2 separate regions of the Mus musculus genome follow, and region 1 is linked to region 2. A link is a contact called in ENCODE POLR2A ChIA-PET data. All regions are on one chromosome and are shown on one strand. Each heading gives the region's core, a stretch centred on a gene start or an enhancer-like site at or near the end of the contact. The rest is flanking DNA. Distances are from core to core; before and after follow the strand shown.

Region 1 (2,832 bases), core at 1-2,500, 51 kb after region 2:
TCCTGCACTGTGGGGACAGGAGTGCCTCCGGGCTTTTGTGCAGACGTTCCTTTTGGGGCGGGTGGAGACCTCGTCCTCCTGCTCCATTTCTGTGTTGCTCCAAAGCTTCGACTGGAAACTATTCCTCAAATGTCCCATCGAGGGCCGCTGGGAAGAGTCACTTTGTTCGTAAGGGTCGTGCTTAGCTGAGTGGAGTCCAGGAGCTTCTGTTTTATTATGTGGGAACATAACGCCCACAGGCAGATGTGGAGCCAACTGGAGACCAGCCATTCAGTGCCTGGACCGAAGCCTAGGGGAGATTTAAAGCAGATACATGTGAAGAATTTGTCTGAGGTTCACTCCCGGCTGCTAGAGTAAACTGTTTGTCCATTTGCCCTACCCACATTCCCTTTAAACGTTTCTCGGGACTGTGGTGTTGGCTCTGCCAGGACATTCTTTCAATAAGCATTTAGGGAGTGATGGTTATGTGCCAGGCCAGACATTGCTAAGCCCCGAGGACCAAAGAATGGACGTGACACAGGTGTTCTGCCACTGACTTTCCTCCAGGCCTGTAGATGACCTGCTCTACACCATTTATGGAATGGGTGGGAAAAGCTTTAGATAGAAGGTCGTCCGTGACACAAAACAGGCAACCTGCTCTTACCAGCCCCGGGTTCTTGTAAATTGCAGAGGCCGCTCTGAGTCCAGTCCCACGGTTTTACGGGGTGAGAACAGTGGCCTGGCGACAGGGCCTGGCCCAAAGCACTCCCTGGACTTTCCCCTTGCTACAAACTACAAAGAGCACGAGCCACCCGGGCCTGAAGCAGGTGCCCGGCTGTCAAGCCCTCATGCAAAGATGCTCTATGGCTCAAACCGCACCAGGCTTGTAAAGAGAGTGTGTTGGGAGAGGGGGTGACAGACACCTGAGCGCCCCAGCCCGCTTTGGATCCGGAACTCCAGAGTCATGTTCTGTCCCAGAGGGTCAAACGGGAGTCCTTACTGGGACCCGGCCTCTAGGGATAAACTCTCACTCTCCAACCCCTCGGGAGGTCTCAGTATCTCCCCTTTCGGCGTACCTGAGGCGCTCGGGGGCCGCTCCAGCTCAGGGAAAATCCCCAAGACCTAGTTTTCCACACCTGACTAAACCCAACCGCCGTCCACGCAGGCGCTCTCTGTCCACCTCTGTTATCCCGTTGCCTGGAGACCAGAGCACCGCCTCTGGTTGAGAACTTTTAGCTCCAGATGTGCGCAGGCGCAGTCCACAAGCAATCCGAAAGCCGCCGGGGCAGATTGGGTTGGAGGGACGGAGGGAGGTGGTGGAGGGAGTGCGGGGAGGTGGGGAGGGAGGTGGGGAGGGAGGTGGGGAGGGGAGGAGGGAAGGGAGGTGGAGTACGGGTGCAGTCGGGTCACTTGTCGAGGTGCAGCCAACTCCGCAGCTCAGATCAGCGTTTCCCTTGGGGAGGGGTTGGAGAGGTTTTTCTGGGGCTACATCAAAGAAGAACTTGGATTTCTCCGAGAATGAAGCTCCCAGACCTTAGGGTGTGCCCTTGTCTGGAGAAGGGTGGAGCCCCTAGATGGGCTGCGGAATCATCCCGCCCCAGGATTCGGGAGTCTGTCCAGCTAGCGGGAGTGGGACTGCTGATCACCCTTCTGAGTGCGCTCGGCTACTGCGCTCAGGCCCCAGGTAGGGCTATGTAAGAGCTCCAGGCTACATGCTCCGGGCTGTCTTCCCTCGCAATGCTTTGGCGCTTGCTATTATATTAGCTTTACTATTATTTCACTACGTGTTATAGTCCCAGGGTAGTTTCTATGGCCAATCTAATCATTTTGCTATTATAACGTTTCACTCTCACGTGACCGTTACTACTTAGGGCCCAGGAATGACTCAGCCAAAAGTAACAATAATAAAGTTAACAACCAGATCAACAGTAATGAACATAACTTGATTTCAACATTAAATGGTCCTCTGTAACTTTTTGACAACAGAAGAGAGTTTATTTGTCTTCTTCGTGCTTCAGTTCATTTGGATAAGCTGTTTTGGAACAGATAGCTCCGTTTTTCTTGTAACTACACAGAAGATTCGAGCACGTGGGAAATAAAGTAGACAGCAGTCTCGTTAATACAACAGATCAGATGTCAGCTTTTATGCGCTACAAAAAAAAATTCCTTGGTGGACTCTCTAGGGCAGATTGTCAGTCATTCTTTTCATTCCCAGTTGGCTCTTCGGCCTTCTCCACATTGCAGAGGTTTCCCACGGACTAGGACCCTGCCTCAGTCAGCTTCTATGGGTTTTCCCATACATCTTTTCTAACTCGTTTCCATACTCTCCCCCTGAATCTCTAGTGTTCAAGTATACATAACTTCCTTGTGCAAGAAAAGTTCCCCTTCCCATCCCTGGGTCTGTCTCTCTCTGTGTTAGGATCCCACTGGAGTCTCTTCTGTTTTGTTTTGTTTGCTGTTTGTTTTGAGACAGGCTCCCTATTTAGTCTATGGTTAGCACTAGTTAGTCCTCCTGCCTACTTAATCCTCTTGTCTCAGATTCTCCCAGGCTGGGTATAGGCATATAGGCCTTTCCTCCCTCCCCCCCCCCCCCGCCCCCACGCACACGCACACAAGAAAGAGAGAGGAAGAGAGAGAGAGAGAGAGAGGAAGAGAGAAACTCCGAGGTCTATGTGAATATATGCCTTGTGTGTGCAGTGCCTGGGAAGGCCAGAAGATGGCAATGGAACCCCTAGACCTGAAGTCATGACAATTGAGAGCTACCTAACAGGACACCTCAAGTTCTTTTTCTTTCTCTCCTTCTCCGTCTCCTCTCCCTCCTCCCCCTCTCCCTCCCCCTCCTTTATTTTGCTT
Region 2 (3,119 bases), core at 449-2,948:
TTCTTTTCTGAAAAATGTCAATTTTTCAGAGAGGAGAAAATAGAGCATTCTGTCCATGTTTTTGTTTCCAAGAACAAGTATAAACTTAAGCTCTGTAGAACTGAAATTCTTTCAAGTCCTTTCGATCATTTTGATCATGCCCAAAACAACCAAACTGGACAACATGCTTTTCAGTTCAGTTGAAGAGCATTTGCCTTTGACAGTAGGCGTGCACAACAGCATATCCGCTTTATAAACAGGTATATTATCTGCTTCCCTCCGTTCCAGCATAGTCAAAATAACTGAGAATCATACAGTTTCAACAAACCTTGTTCCTTACCATTGTCATGAACCCCCATCAGAGCCATCTTCTGTTTGTTAATGGGAAGAGGCATGTGGGATTTATACAGGCTCACCTGTTGGAGATGTTTGTGTAAACTTTCACAAATAAAAGCTAGCAGAAACCATTTGAGGTGTATTTGTCTGTTAATCTTTAGTGCCCCTTTGTCTGGGTGAGCAAGGATTCCTCTATAATTGTTGTTTTTTAAAGCACAGGGAGTGAAAACAGATAAATTAAAGAAAAAAAAAGTCACTGATTTACTGCAGGGCACTTAAGCAAAAGGATGTTTTAATCATTATGCTAATGAAAGAAATCTTGAGCAGATTTCCTCAGAAGGCTAGAGCTTTGAGAGCCAGTAAGATGGCTCTGTGGATAAAGGTTTTGCCATGCAAATCAGGCAACTTGAATTCAATCGGCACACACACACACACACACACACACACACACACACACACACACACACAAAACAGAGCCCTAATCACCTACTCCTTTGCTTTAGTTTCCCACTGTCCACAGGAAACACCAAACTGTACAACATACAAAGTGTACTTCCTGCTTCTGCCCAACAAGTGTAATGGCGCCAGTCCCATAACCTTAGTTTCATCACGCCCTGCCCTTTCCTAATTCTGGGGCCAGACTGCAGGGTTTGCCTCTCAAGTTCCTCCTAACTAGCTGTATCACCTAAAACAATCCCCACCCCACCCCCAACAGACACATAAACATTGTTTTCATGGCGCTCTGAGGATCTGGGGCCATAATATCATTAAAAAAAAAAAAAAAAAGAAAAGAAAAGAAAAACAAAACCCTTTAGCATTGTCCCAACTTAGGCAACCCTGTGGTGGTCATAGTCCTGCAACTTTATAGACTTAATGAAGAAGGAAAAGGAGGAAAAGGAGGAAAAGGAGGAGGAGGAAGAGGAGGAGGAGGAGGAAGAGGAGGAGGAGGAGGAGAGGAGGAGGAGGAGGAAGGAAGAAGGAATTGTTAAAGTTGTCAGAAGTCTAATGTTTTAGCTTGCTCCATTATCTTTGCTACACTATCGCTACAAAAAAAAAAAAAAAAAAAAAAAAAAAAAGGAGCCCTGCCCAACAAGCCAAGTGACAGCTAACACAGTCACAGCTCCTGGGACAAACGTGTCGCCAGGATTAGCCTGGACCACCTCCAAAATGTGACGCAGTCTGGAAAGCTGGTAGGGGGTTGTAGGGAAGCGGTCTGCAAACCCGCCGTGTGGTCACTCTTCCGCTTCCACGACACTCGCGGGTGTGAAGGCCAGCGACGCCCAAGGTGTGCGGGACGCATCTGCAACAAGTGGGCACGCGAAAGGCGGAGGGAAAACCTCGGCGAGCCGGAAACACTAAGAACCGCTTCCGGGTCAGGGGGCAGGAGCCACCATGGAAGCTCCCTGGGCCGCGGGGCCACCTAAGCCGCTGCCTGGCGTCTGAGGCCATTGAGGCGCTAAGCGGCCGGCCCTGCCCGCCGTGGATACGCGGGCGGCTCCCGGCGAGCTGCGGCCTCCGCCGCCATGTCGGTGCTGGGCGAGTACGAGCGACACTGCGATTCCATCAACTCGGACTTCGGAAGCGAGTCCGGGGGTGGCGGGGACTCGGGCCCGGGCCCCAGCGCTGTCCCAGGGCCGCGAGCCGGCGGCGGGGCGGCGGAGCAGGAGGAGCTGCACTACATCCCCATCCGCGTTCTGGGCCGCGGTGCCTTTGGGGAGGCCACGCTGTACCGCCGCACCGAGGTAGCGGCCCTCGGCTCCGGCCGCTGCCGGGCCTCCCCGCGCCCTCCTTCCCGGCCCCGCTTTCCAGTGCTGCTTGCCCCTGGCCCTCTATGGTCAGGCGTCCCTTGGGGTTTAGGTCTCGGGAACCCCACCGTGCTTTCGCTTCCCCTGCTGTAGGACATTGGTTTAATCACCGCTGTCACTGAGCGAGTCATTGAGCGGTCTTTTGCATTTTAGTTTTCCCATTTGTTAATTGGACTTAGCGATAACAACCTCGCCCCCCCCCCCAAAAAAAAAACCTTTACTTTTTTAAAGGTTATTTTGAGGTCCAAACGAAGGTGCTTTGCACATTGGGAACAATATAAAAAGCTTACTTGCTCTTTGGGAACAGTCTGTAAAAGCTTACTTCCTTTCGTATAGCTGTTGAAGGGCGGGATGGGGAGTTGGTGTGTACTTCCAAATAGCCACACTGGCAGCTACAACACACTGCTAGCCCTGTAGGCTTTGTTTTCTTGTTTTTGTTTTTGTTTTTTTCATAAATGATCACTCGGAGGATTTCCTTGATCACCAGAAAGATCATTGTTTGTTTGTTTGTTTTCTTGCTTTTCCTTCAGTGATTGTATAAGACAAATACTTTATTGGTGGAGTTGAGTCTGGAGAAACAAGGACCCCTTTCTTTGAGAACCCAAGGAAGCTAAGTCATTTTTCCCACCTTCTTGCATAAGGTCACAATGGAGAGACCCATGAGTTACTGAATCCAAAATTAAGAATGTGTACTGATTTAAAACCCTGTAGTGAGTCTACCTCCAAAAGTTAACCATAACTTGAGTCTAATCACCACAGCCTTAAAACTCTAGCTTTAGGGTAAACATTTAATGAGAACTTGCTGAGGTTGCAAAAGGTGATTCATGCACTTGCAATTCTAGTGTCTGCTCCCAGCCAGAACTTTTTGTGCTGGGGATAAAACGGGCTTTGCCAGTGCTCAGAAGGCATTCCACTACTGAGCCATACCTCCAGCGTCCAGCATATATCTATGAAAGATGGAAGAAAAGTAGTTGCAAGAAAATATCTTTGTGTTCTTTT

What was found. ChIA-PET counts read pairs that join two places held with the same protein, here RNA polymerase II (POLR2A).
Region 1: POLR2A ChIA-PET joins it to region 2 with 12 read pairs in Patski. The contact joins the promoter of Zc2hc1c here to the promoter of Nek9 in region 2. POLR2A ChIA-PET finds 5 or more read pairs at or near these places in 3 of 5 experiments (Patski and embryonic stem cell).

The regions. Positions count from the first base shown.
Region 1 is chr12:85,287,009-85,289,840 of GRCm38, reverse strand. It overlaps Zc2hc1c (zinc finger, C2HC-type containing 1C), which reads right to left and starts at 1,250. Exons shown (of 3, transcript NM_172414.4): 1 at 1,056-1,250; 2 at 1-289. The coding sequence starts at 270. It also overlaps a transcript of Acyp1 not described here.
Region 2 is chr12:85,337,941-85,341,059 of GRCm38, reverse strand. Nek9 (NIMA (never in mitosis gene a)-related expressed kinase 9) reads left to right here and starts at 1,698. Exons shown (of 22, transcript NM_145138.2): 1 at 1,698-2,057. The coding sequence starts at 1,839. Tmed10 (transmembrane p24 trafficking protein 10) reads left to right here. Exons shown (of 5, transcript NM_026775.4): 5 at 1-446.